Linked DNA regions of Mus musculus: region 1 is linked to region 2. Evidence: chromatin contacts called from ENCODE Hi-C or POLR2A ChIA-PET data. All regions are on one chromosome and are shown on one strand. Each heading gives the region's core, a stretch centred on a gene start or an enhancer-like site at or near the end of the contact. The rest is flanking DNA. Distances are from core to core; before and after follow the strand shown. Region 1 overlaps Airn (antisense Igf2r RNA). Region 2 holds the start of Map3k4 (mitogen-activated protein kinase kinase kinase 4).

Region 1 (5,842 bases), core at 1,851-4,350, 470 kb after region 2:
CAAAAAGCAGCCATATTCTTCACCAAAACATCACAAAAACAGTTTGTAGGCCACATATTAACATTCTTCTCCTCTGAAACCTTTTGAGTCAGGCCCCAAGAGTTCAAATCACCCCCAGAACCAATGTCTTCTATATTCCTACTAAGACGGTCTCAACTAAAGCATTCCATTGCTTTCCAAATCCAAAGTCCCAAAATCCACATTCCTCCAAACAAAAACATGATCAGGCCTATCCCAGCAATATCCAATTCCTGGTATCAACTTCTGTCTTAGGGTTTTCATTGCTGTGAAGGGACAACATGAACAAGGTAACTCTTGTAAGAGAAAATATTTCATTGGAGCTGGCTCACAGTTTCAGAGGTTCAGTCCATTATCATCAAGGTGGAAGCATGGCAGCGTCCAGGCAGGCATGGTGCTGGAAGAGCCAAGAGTTCTACATCCTGATCCAAAGGCAACAGCAGGAGACTGTCTTCCTCAGTCAGCTAGGAGAAGGGTCTCTTCCATACTGGGCAGAGCCTTGGCATAGGATGAGACCTCCAAGCCTACCCCAACAGTGACACACCGCTTACAAGGCCACACCTACTCCAACAAGCCCACATATCCTAATAGTGCCACTTCCTGTAAGCCAAACATATTCAAACTACCACACAGAGGCTGGGGAGATGGCTCAGTGCGTAAGAGTGCTTGACATGTGTAGAGGAATTTTAATCCAGCAACATGGCTGCTCTGGCAAAGGATCACCAACAAAGACCTTCTAGGTCTGTGTGATCCAGCTGGAATATACAGACACCCCCTCATTACATACCTTTAATCCCTAACAATGAACTAAAGTTAGTTTGTAGAAGGAAGCAACCATGTTTGAAAATGACATCTAATTGACTGGCAGACAAAGTGACGAATCAGAAAAGATTTGACAGTGAGTCAGAGAAAGGATATGTCCAGTTCTCATGAGAACAGTACAGGAAAGAAGCCTTTTAAGAACAGTGTAGGGAGAGAGTCAGCTGGGAGTCCATGTGCAGTGGAGTTGAGTTCATTTGTGAGATCATGCATTTCAGTGCAGGTCAGCAGAGGCAACTGAAACCAGAGAATGAATAAGGAGTCAAAGAGTACAACAAATTACTAGAGTTAGTTTGAGGCCAAGCAGAGCAATTCAGGGAGAACCCAAGAGAAACCAGATTGAATCAGTCAGCTTGAAGAGGAGTTTGAAGCAGAACATGAAGAGAATATGAAGCAGAGTTAGACCAGCAAGCCAGACTTCAGAAAGAGCTAGAAAAAGTGAGCTTATTCAGCTATAAGCCTGTGAGACAATCACCTCTGGTAAATAAACGTTAACGTTTACAGTTGTGGACAATATAGGACTCAGTTCAAATCTCCAGCACTCATGTAAAAGCCCAACACAACCACATCTGCCTACAAGCAAAGTGTGTGGAGGGAGAGAGTGAAGAATCCTGGGAGCTTGATGGCCATCCAGCATAGCAGAAATGGCAAACTTCAGATACACACACACACACACACACACACACACACACACACACACACACGAGACAGAGTGATCAAATAATTGAGAAAAATACTAGATCTCCTCTGACCTCTATATATGAGCATACACACATGAAAAGGGGGTGAAATGGGGGGGAACAAAGACCCAAAGACAGAAACAGAAAAAGAGAGAGGTACAAAATAATTGAGGAAAACACTAGATCTCCTCTAACTTCTGTATATATGAGCATGCTCTCAAGTGTACACACTCACACACACACACACACACGTAAAAATTAAAAAAAATGAAAATAGAAGTCACACCTAATCTCAACACTTAGGAGGCAGAAGCAGGTGGGATTCAGTGAGTTCAAACCCAGCCTGCGCTGCTGAGAGCTCATCTTAAAAGAATTATTTTAAAATGTGGTCAATACCAAATATATATTGTTTTAATATCATCAAATTAAATATGAATCGACATTTTGTCTGCATGAACATTTTATATATGCGAGTCAGAATCTTACTATGTAGTAGCCATAAAATGGTCTAGAACTCTCTGTAGACCAGGCTGGCCTCAAACTTGGAGTTGCCCTCCTACTTGTGTCTCCCAAGGACTAGGATACAGGCATGTGCCACCATACCAAGGTAAAGTTATTTGTTACGACTTTTATTTTATCCCACTGGTTATTGAAATATTCTAATATGCCCGTTGGTCCTGGTGTCTTTCAGAAATTGGGTATCTGAATCTACCATGCCCCAAACAATTATTCTGAGCAGTGATGGACTTCCTCTAGCCATACTCTTTAGAACCAGGCTCATGTAAGCCTGTGTGTAAAATGAGATAGAACGTTACTAGAGGCTTCTGGGTCATCATAGACATGGTTTTCATTTTCTCCAGCCCTGCTTTCAGCCTCCCCCTTTTCCAGACTTATTTACTTTATGGGTTTGCATGCTTTACCCACGTAGCATGCACATGCCTGGTGTCAGAGAAACTCAGGCGAAGGCATCAGATGCCCTGAAACTGGATGTTGTGAACCACCTTGTGAGCAACAGCTACTCGCAGGCAGTCACTGAGCCCCTTTTCATATTCACATGATTTTTTTTTTCCTTTGGGTGGTATGGATGTTTTGCCTGCATGTAAGTGTGCCTGGGACTGGAAGAGGCCAGAAGATGCCCCCGGAATTGGAGCTACAAACAGTTGTGAGCTGCCATGTGGGTACTGGGAATCAAACCCAGGCCCTCCCAAGGAGCCCCCAAGCACTCTTGACCACTGAACAATCTCTAGCCCCTGAAACACTTGTTTCTAAGAATGGATCAGTTGTCACAGAGGTTGACTCATGCAAGCTTAGGTCAGCCTCATTCTATTTTGGCATGGCAGAAATGCCAGCTCAGGCACAGAAACTCCCCTGGCAGATCTGGGGACAGTGGGTTTATGGGCTCCCATCCCTGCTTCCTGTCCACCCTTTGACTTTGGACTGGTTGTTTAATCTCCGTTCCGCTTTCTTCATCCAGAGCAGAGGTCAGCAAACTCATCAAAGGGTCAGGCCGTAAACTGTTTAAGCTGTATGGATCCTATGGCTTTCCGGCACAGCTACTCAGCTCTGCCCCTGTGGCATGAGAACGGCCTCAGGCAACGTGTGAGCCTATGTACGTGGCAGTGAGCCAAGAAAGCTTCACTTTTGAAAATAGCCAGATATGGTTCCATGTCTATAGCTTGCCAGCCCCTGATCAGATGACGCCCCCCTCCCCAGCCCCCTGCAAATGGAAGAATGTGGAAGACTTTACGGTTGACTGTTCAGTGTCTGTCACACTCCAGCTGATAGTGTAAGCCAAACAAACATGTCCATCCCCCGGGTACACTTAAGCCTGTGTGTGAAAGATGTAAGGAGATGATTACCAGAGCTCCTGGGAAGATAGCATTCATGCTGCCATGGGAAGTTGACCTCTCTCTAACAACAGGCATGGGCAGGAAGCTGACAGGATTAGTAGGGGCTGACACTGCTATCAGCCTTGGGGCACTTTGATCACAAGGCTGGGAGAGAGGAATCTCACTGGACTTTTTTTTTTTTTTTAACCTGAGCTAGGAAATCTTCCATCTCCTCTTTATTAACTTGGAATTGGGTCATCTGTTACTTCAGCTAACGGGATCCCTGGTGGAAACCTCGTTGGAAGAGCTGTTATGAGACCCACTAGGAAAGCATGTGACCGTCGCCTGCTAATTAAAAGGCTTGCCACTGAAATAATCAGCAGGCACATGCCCCTGGCACACGGATTCCAGGGAAATGCAAGCCTTTCATCTCTCTTCCATAGTATCTTTTTTCAGTTGTAAATTCTTGGTTCAGTTTGCTTGAAATTCCCAAGCTACATAAGAAATAACTTAGTAGAAAGAAAAGGAAGAAAACTGTGAGAAAACTACAAGTCTCTCTCTCTGGGCCTCTTCTTTTCTTTTTCCCCTCCCTCTTTCATTTCCTCTCACACACACTGGCCTCTAGCTCACTGGTCTCTTACCTCAGCCTCCTGGGTGCTGGGATTACAGGCCCAAGCCACTACGTCCAAGTTTGACTATCAAATTTCTTCCAGCATAATGTTGGCTCTTTCAAAGATTCTTTTCCCTCTCTCCCATTGTGGATGACATCATGGAAAGAGTGTGTCGGAGCTAGCCAGACAGGAAGCCTGAGAGACAGGCCCAGGCATGTACCTTTATAAAAACACTCTCTCAAGAGCCCAACCAGGGTATCACGGGCCCCACATCCATTCCTTCCTTCCTGAGCGCTACATCCCCCAACCCCTGAGGCCAGGTTCTACCTCCTGTAGATACCATCACATCTTAAAGTCACCATGCTAAGGACTAAACCCCCGACATGTGAATGCTTAAGGAACAAATGGAATCCAAACTCCAAGAGACTGAGGTGGTTTATTAAGCTAAAACAGTTAGACAGGCCAGTATGCCAGATCACTATAACCAGAAAAGTTAGATAGGCCAGTATGCCAGATCACTATAACCAAAAAAGTTAGATAGGCCAGTATGCCAGGTCACTATAACCAGAGCCCTCGCAAGGCTGAGACAGGAGAATGGCTACAAGTCTAAATCCAGCCTGGTCTATATAGCAAGAACCAGGCTAGCTGGAGCTATAACTCATAATAATAATAATAATACATGCTAAGTATAAAGTCAAAATACATAGCCCCACCAAAGAGGTTTAGCAGGAAAAAAAAGCAGTATTTTTTTCTATTTCTTTTCTTTTTTTGTTTTACTCTTTCCATGATGACCTAGATACACAGTGATGGGAATTTTGAAAAGGAAGTAAATCAGTATAATATTTCATAACTTGTATTGCTTGCAACCATCCTATAACCAGGGATGAATTACAAATCACAACTCCAATTCAGTTTGTCCAAATCTACATGGTATCAGCAATCTGTAGCCTGGGGGTTGACAGTCGATGAAACCTTTCAGGGACCAACAATTAGCACCGACAATGCCAAGAAGTTTGAGCCGCTTGCCTAAAACGTAGAATAAGGAAGCGGAGGAGTCTGGAGTCACATCCAGGACTATTGGACTCCAGAGGCGTTTTAGAAAACTCATCTCAGAGCAGAAACCATGAGAAGCAGGAGCCTGCCAGCTGCTCTTGTTTACACAGTTCTGTTGGCTCTGGAACACAGTTCAAGGGTTGGGCAGGGTGTGGCCATCTGGAGAGGCACGTGCTGAACCTTGAACAGGCAAAGTGACAAGGCATCCAGCCTGTGAGACTGCAGGATGAGAGCCAGGATCAGGGCACAGGACCTGTGTCACTAGCCTTGGTCCCCCACAGAGGGGGCCATGCTAGCCTAGGTTCACCCATGTCAGATTAACAACAGAATGGGGGAGGGGGTGGCTCAAGGGAATCCTCTTTCTGATCCACTTTTCTTCCGTCCCACCAGCTCACTCATCCCTTCCTCCATTTTGACACGTTTACAGTTCTTATCTCCATCAGCTGTGTCTCAGGCTTGCCACACAACAGTGTAGACGCTCAGATAAGTCATCCTGGTACCCAGCAAGACCTTGGAAGAACAGTCCTAAGCAGGATGCAAAAGTAAACTTTTCCCCCGTTGGATTGATTCAATCCTGGTATTTTTCTGAAGTAAAAATAAAAACAAAAACAAAACAACAACAACAAAAAAAAAACCAAACCAAAACAAAACAAAAAAAACCTAAACCCTGAATGGCATACCTTGCTATTGTGAGAGTCCGTGGACTTTGTTCATCGCTTCAGGCAGAAAATTCTCTTTTTTTCCATATTGTTCACCATCTTGCCTTTGGGATTTTTTTTTTTTTTTTTTGATAGAGTCTCAAGTAACCTGAACTGGCCTCAAACTTGCTATG
Region 2 (6,229 bases), core at 2,436-4,935:
TGTAAAGTCAAGAAAAAGGAAAGTCCCTTCCCTCTCATAGCAGAAGCAATGGCTGTGCCCAAGATGGGAAAGCCTACTCCTCAGAATGTTGGCATCAACTATGCGGCCCTTTGAAACCAGCCCCCATATATACACACACACACACACACACACACACACACACATATATAGTGGGGTTTTCTATGGACGAGAATTACACAGAGCCACTGGGCCCAAGAAGTGGAGGCCCAGCACCTGAATTTGCGCACTGCCAACATGGTACTAGCCTAGAAAGACAAAGAACTGTGAGTCAAACTCCTCTCCTGACTTTGCTTCCATTTTCTCCTTAATAAAACTATTTCCAATGGCCTGCTGACTTGTAAACAACATTAAGTCCTTAAGCAGAATCCATGCCACCTGGTCTAATGGGAGGATGGAGACGGGAGCCGGCTATGAACAGATAATCCTCAAGGAATGAGGAACTGGCCAGCAGGAAGCTGTTAATGCAATCTATCCATCAAGTACGCAAGACCTGTGTACCCCCATCTTCCAGGAGAGTTTCCGAACAAGATTTTCAAGGCATCAAGAGGATATACAGGAAGGAAATAAAGCGACCTCACGAAGTGACAATTAAAGGAACCAGGGAGAGTCAAGTCACATCCACGCCAGAACAGAGTTTCTGCCATCCTGGAGGCACTGCTGCCAGTTGGCTGCTCCTCTGTCTCAAGCCACCCCTGCAAGAGCACCTACAGCTGGAGTGGTTCAGGTAAAGACGCATCGGACACAAAACTGTCTGCAGCTTCACCAGATTAGTAATAGGTGACAGCCTGAGTCAAGACAGAAACAAATGAGCTCAGGTGGCGATTCAGGCTCAAGGTGGGGATTTGAGATAGCAGAGAGATTAGAGTGCCCAGAAGTAAGGATGCTCAAACGCTTTTAAAGAAATGAAACCCATTTTCACAAATAAACTTAGAAGAGCAACACTACACAGAGTTAGTAACAAGGCCGCTGGTTAGGAAAGGGTATAATGAGATTTACTGACACTGTACTCAGAAGGTCAGTGGATGACAACAACGAAACCATATTTAACATAACTATCTTAAAGCAAAGGCTACAATAGGCAGGAACACTGTATCAGACTTCGTATCAAATTTACTGGTGTTTGTTAAATGCACAAATCAAATAAATAAATAAATAAATAAACAAAAAACAAGGGTCAAGTTGCTTCAAACTAATTCTAATAGTGTTCCTAAGCAACATCAGGATCCTCTCAAACGTGGCCCAGATGCTTGAAAAGGAAGGAAGAAGGTTTATCCAAAAGTTTACTCACTAAGAACAACTGTAACCACCTTCATAAGTTCTCTACCAAAACTAGGGATCCGACAGAGCCCCGTCAGCTGGCAATCTGTTTTCTGTTCTTCCATCATTGCATAACTCACTGTCAGGAGCGAAGCGCACCCACAGCAGACATCCTGGGTGCTGGCATCTGCCACGTGCACTTGCCATACAGCTTTCGGGGCCAACAAGTACGGGCCTGACTCCTACAGAAGACCTGTGCTCGAGCACAGCCTGCGTGATCAATGACACACACGCACAGCCGAGGAACAACAACATCAACAGCTTTATTCTGGTCTGCCAGAGAGCCACCTGGAAATGCTAGGTAACAGATTAGTGGTCGCTGGCGTGTTGGGGGGAGGCACTGAGCAGATTCGGGATGTATACGGCAATGTATGAGCCTCTTGTGAATAGGTAGGAATGTGGACCACATACAAACAGCTGGAGCTCCCTGCAACATCGCTTACCACAGATGGACAGTAATAGTGCCAGAGGTCACCCCTGCCAACTGAAGAGGAGGCAGTGTCCATTACTGCAGCAAAAAGGCAAAGCAGCAGCTTCACCAAGAGAAAAAAAAAATCTGCTCTACGCATTTGCTATTGTAAAATTAACTGCAATGTTGCTAAGAAAAATACTTCAAAGATCTCCTTGTTCTGTACACTGCTGTTCACGTAAAGTTGGATGAGGCCCATTATCCTGACCTATTTTTATTATAACAAAGAGACAGGCTCCTGGCTGGAAGGCAAGGCTGTTTATCAATAGGAAAGCAGCGTTTTGATAGCAGATTTTTATCCCTCTGCCTAACACCGCTCAAGTCCATTTTCTCCCCCGAGAACAGTTACATAGAATTATAATGTCGGGTCTGTGGGTATGAAATCATCCCTCTTCCTCGTGATAATTAAGGCACAAACTAGGCAGCCAGACTTTTGTTCATTACAAGCTGTTAATCTTTATATATGCTATTTACCTTTTGCCTCAGTTTCCTCTTACATAAAGGAGATGAATAGCAGAATTAACTCATAAGACTGTTATAAAGATTAAATGAATTAACAAAAGTAATGGCTACGTGATAAAACATTTTAAGCATTAAGTAAGGACTCACATTTATTATTTCTAAAATAACGATTAAAGGAGTAAAAATTGCTCAACAGCTCAATACATTAAGAAAATTATGAACTTTCTGAAAAAAGACTTCTAATAGCACCCTGTACTATTCCTTAAAGAAAATGCCCCAAAAGATGTCACAGAACTATCTTGAAATTAAGAAACACAATGCAGTAGCTCTCACGGCTTTGAAAAAGTAAAATTCCTCTCAGGCAACCCAGTGGTGACAAGCAAGGATGTGAATGGCTCCCGTGTTCGGGTCTCGCTACAACTATAAATTTGCTATTTCTTCAAGCAGGAAAAAGCAAAGCTATTTAACTGCCTTCTTCCTGAGGTTATAGAGCGAGACCTTAAGCCAGGAGGAGTTGTGGGAGTGTTTTCACTATAGGGGACAGGAAGCAGTCAAAGTTTATCCTGAGATGCAAAGGACTGGCATTTAAACACAAAATCAGGACACCGTGAGTTTACCCTCCCAATTAAAACTTGAGACTCTTCGTAGCAGTTAAAAGAGCTTCTACGGAGCAGAATGCAACAGATACTCTGGGTACCAAAGTTCCATCTTGGAGCTTCCTGCGGTAGCAAAGTTTCACACATAAACCCTTAGCTATTTTCGTGCGCAACACTGCATCAGGCTGTTGCTAGAAGACAGTAAAAGGATCTCTGACAAGGAACCTTGTCTGCAGTTACGTGAAGCTTCGCCCTGGGGACAGAAGGCTGGGAGGCGCGCTGCAAAGGGCTGAAGGAGCAAGGAACTGCCGAGAGGCACGTCGCCTCTCTTTTCCTGGAAAAAGGAGAAAGATGGACCACCTTCCTTCCATCCGATCACTGATCCGAGCCCGAGCGGCAGTCCGGGGCAAGCTGGGGCTGTCTGCAGCAGGGCCCCGGGGAGCACTACTGCAAAGGCCAGGGTCGCTCGGGAGCTTGGCCTCCGAGCCCGGGCAGGGGTCGCGCGGAAGCGGAGCACCGGGCTCCGCGCTGCACCGCGCCCCTCCCGCCACCGGAGGTCCGGATGCTCCGCGCCCACCTGGCGCGCAGCCGAGGACCCCACGCCCCCTTCACGCGCCACCCTGCTCCCTCCGAGCTGCAGCTGCAGCCGTGCACTCACCTCGCCGCTGGGCAGCACTCCGGATCCGGCTCGGGCTGTGGCGGCGGTGCTGGCCGCAGCTCCTCCATGGCGGCTGCAGGGGTGTCGGCGAGGGCAGGAGGGGGCACCGGCTCGGCGATGGCGTCTCTCATCCGTGCACCAAGCTTCGCATGACCGCGGCGGGTCGTCAGCTGCAGCCTGGTGCGGGAAGACCAGGAGCCGCGGGGTGAGGGAGTGACTCGACTCCGCCTCCGCCTCTAGCCCGCCGCAGGAGCCGTGCGCGCAGCGGCCATCTTGGGAACGGCGGCCGGCCGAACGCTGGGCTACGGCGGGCAGCGAGGGACACGCCTCGGCGGGCGGCTGAGTCCGCCTGGGCGGGGCGAGGCGGGAGGGAGGAGCGCACTGGCCAGTGGTAAATCAGGTGTCGCTGGGTGACCGCGGGTGGCCTCGGGAGGTCCTGAGGCTAAGGGCACAGGAGACATTTGGAGAGGTAGGGTTGTCTGGGCGAGCAGGAATGCTTCATAAACTGGAGCTCAAGGTCTCTGCGCCACTGGATTCTGCCTTTCGGAATAAGGATGATGTCACCCAGACGCCCACAGCTCTGACATGGAAGTGTGGGCCTTCTGCAGACTCAGACCATCAGAGTGACACACCAATCAGGCAGCAGAGGACGCCGTCCTCACCCAGGATCCCAAGGTTAGAAAGTGCTTTTTCAGAAACTTGCACAGTTGCTACACTAAAGAAGAAAGAAAGGGATAAAGAAGTTGTAAAGATTTGAAGTTATTAAAAGAATTGAAATAGCAGAGCATCTTTCAGTCATTCTTAGCTTGCGCAGCTTTACAGCCTTTGAGTTGCAATCATGCCTTCTGAAATCCAGATTCAGTTCAGAAATCGTATTCAGAATCAAATATGTTTGTTTCCACTTAGTTTGATTTTTTTTAAAAAAATGATTCTTTAGCTTTGCTATGTAGAGATATAAATTTTGAACAAATTTTTTTAACTGACTGAAAGAAAAAATTTCAAGGTAAGATTTAAGAGCTAAGCAAGATAAAGATACTCTGAAATCAGCTGTGTTACAGAAATGTCTCTGTAATTAAAGAGCATACTCTTGCTGTTGTTACAGTAGACTACATTATCTATAATGTCTGCCAGTGCTGGATTTCTGAGTTGACATCCCTTTCATTAATTCAACAACATGCAGTCAGTCAACAACTATTCAGTGCACATATTGCATTAGGACTTCGGGAGACACTAAGGAAGCAGCCGTGAGAAGTTGCCTAATGGAGGGAGAGAGAACAAAGCAAAACGAAGCATTCAAAGGAAATGAACTCAGTCTATCCTAATAATTTTAAAGACCCATTCATTTTCACTGAGAGCTCTGCAGAGTGTTTCCCATCTCTCTGTAATTCTGATAGTTTCGTCTCCCTCTACACTGGGCTAACCTGAGCCCTCCTTAAATTGCATATGAGGAGAGTCGATAAGGAAACCTCTGACTGCTGCCAGGAAGTGAGCCAATGGGCACACTGCTTCCCACTCATAAAACGCTGAACACAAATCAGCCTCAGGAAGAGCCATGACTTTTTTTTATCCTTCATTGTCTACTGGGTACCGCATATTCTAGAAGGAACTAAAGACATTTACATCATCTCATCGTACCACTCGATGTGCATAGAGACCTAGATTACTTGATACTAACTCGGTTTGTGTGCAGGGCCTTTTTGCCTCAACATACATAGATAGACTAGCTGATTCACAATGGTCTTTCTCAGCAGCACTCTCCGGTGCCTCCAGGGTTCCAGGCCAGAGACCTCAGCATCCTCCGCTTACTCTCAGAGCATTTCTTTACCTCTAGACTGTTGGCTCCTTTGGAGCAGAAACCATTCTTTGGACCTACGTGTCACCCAGTCACCAAGTGTCAGGAGCCCAGGGCTTAATACATGGTAGGAACCTAGCAAATACTGTTATGGAGGCGTTAAAGACAAGCCACCTTAGAACATGGCAAATGGTCACCTTGCTAACTTCACTCTTAAATGGCTTCAGAAGGAGCCACTGGCCTACCTTCTTGCATGCGACAGGATGTAAAGGTTCTTTGGGGAAGGGCCACCTCGAAGAGCCATGCTGGAAGATGCCCTTGATCACTGGAGACTGGTAACTGAAGATTCTGTAAACCTGAAAAAGCAAACTCCAAAATAATTGTTATTTTGCTGTAGGCCCACATCCACACCATCTCTCTCTTTCTGAGTAGCACCCCTAGAATTTAATATACTCTCAGATACCTATTGTTCCTGACACTTCTTCACAGAGTTAGGGTTCTTTGTCTAGAATGTGTAATAAGTATCATGATATGGTTGTTTCTTTGAATTTTTTTCTTTTGGGAAGATCCTAGAAAATTAATAAAAACTGCATAGAAAGGAAGAAGGGAAGAAAGAAAGAAAGAAAGAAAGAAAGAAAGAAAGAAAGGAAGGAAGGAAGGAAGGAAGGAAGAAAGAAAGAAAGAAAGAAAGAAAGAAAGAAAGAAAGATTTTGTGGCTCAAGGAAGGAAGGAAGAAAGAAAAGAAAGAAAGAAAGAAAGAAAGAAAGAAGGAAAGAAAGAAAGAAAGAAAGAAAGGTAGATTTTGTGGCTCAGCTCTTGCTATCCTCAGGTTCAGAAAGAAAGATAGATTTTGTGGCTCAGCTCTTGCTATCCTCAGGTTCCTCTGTCCACCTGAAGAGCCCACAGAAGAGATA

What was found. Hi-C counts contacts between places; a loop is a spot of excess contacts on that map. ChIA-PET counts read pairs that join two places held with the same protein, here RNA polymerase II (POLR2A).
Region 1: a loop to region 2 is called in a map of T-helper 1 cell, with 2.6 times the contacts of the local background. The contact joins the enhancer-like site here to the promoter of Map3k4 in region 2. A Hi-C loop is called at or near these places in 1 of 37 maps with a recorded cell type or tissue (T-helper 1 cell). POLR2A ChIA-PET finds 5 or more read pairs at or near these places in 1 of 5 experiments (Patski).

Annotation. Positions count from the first base shown.
Region 1 is chr17:12,787,544-12,793,385 of GRCm38, forward strand. The region is part of intron 1 of Airn (antisense Igf2r RNA); the gene reads left to right. Among named protein-coding and RNA genes, the nearest start is that of Igf2r, 21 kb to the left of the region's middle. RefSeq lists an enhancer at 2,174-5,527. Within about 2 kb of position 3,101, at least 2 of the 3 ENCODE cell types and tissues checked have a DNase peak (open chromatin) inside an H3K27ac peak, as active enhancers do.
Region 2 is chr17:12,314,975-12,321,203 of GRCm38, forward strand. Map3k4 (mitogen-activated protein kinase kinase kinase 4) reads right to left here and starts at 3,686. Exons shown (of 27, transcript NM_011948.2): 1 at 3,524-3,686. The coding sequence starts at 3,654. It overlaps 4732491K20Rik (RIKEN cDNA 4732491K20 gene), which reads left to right and starts at 3,879. Exons shown (of 2, transcript NR_045290.1): 1 at 3,879-4,198.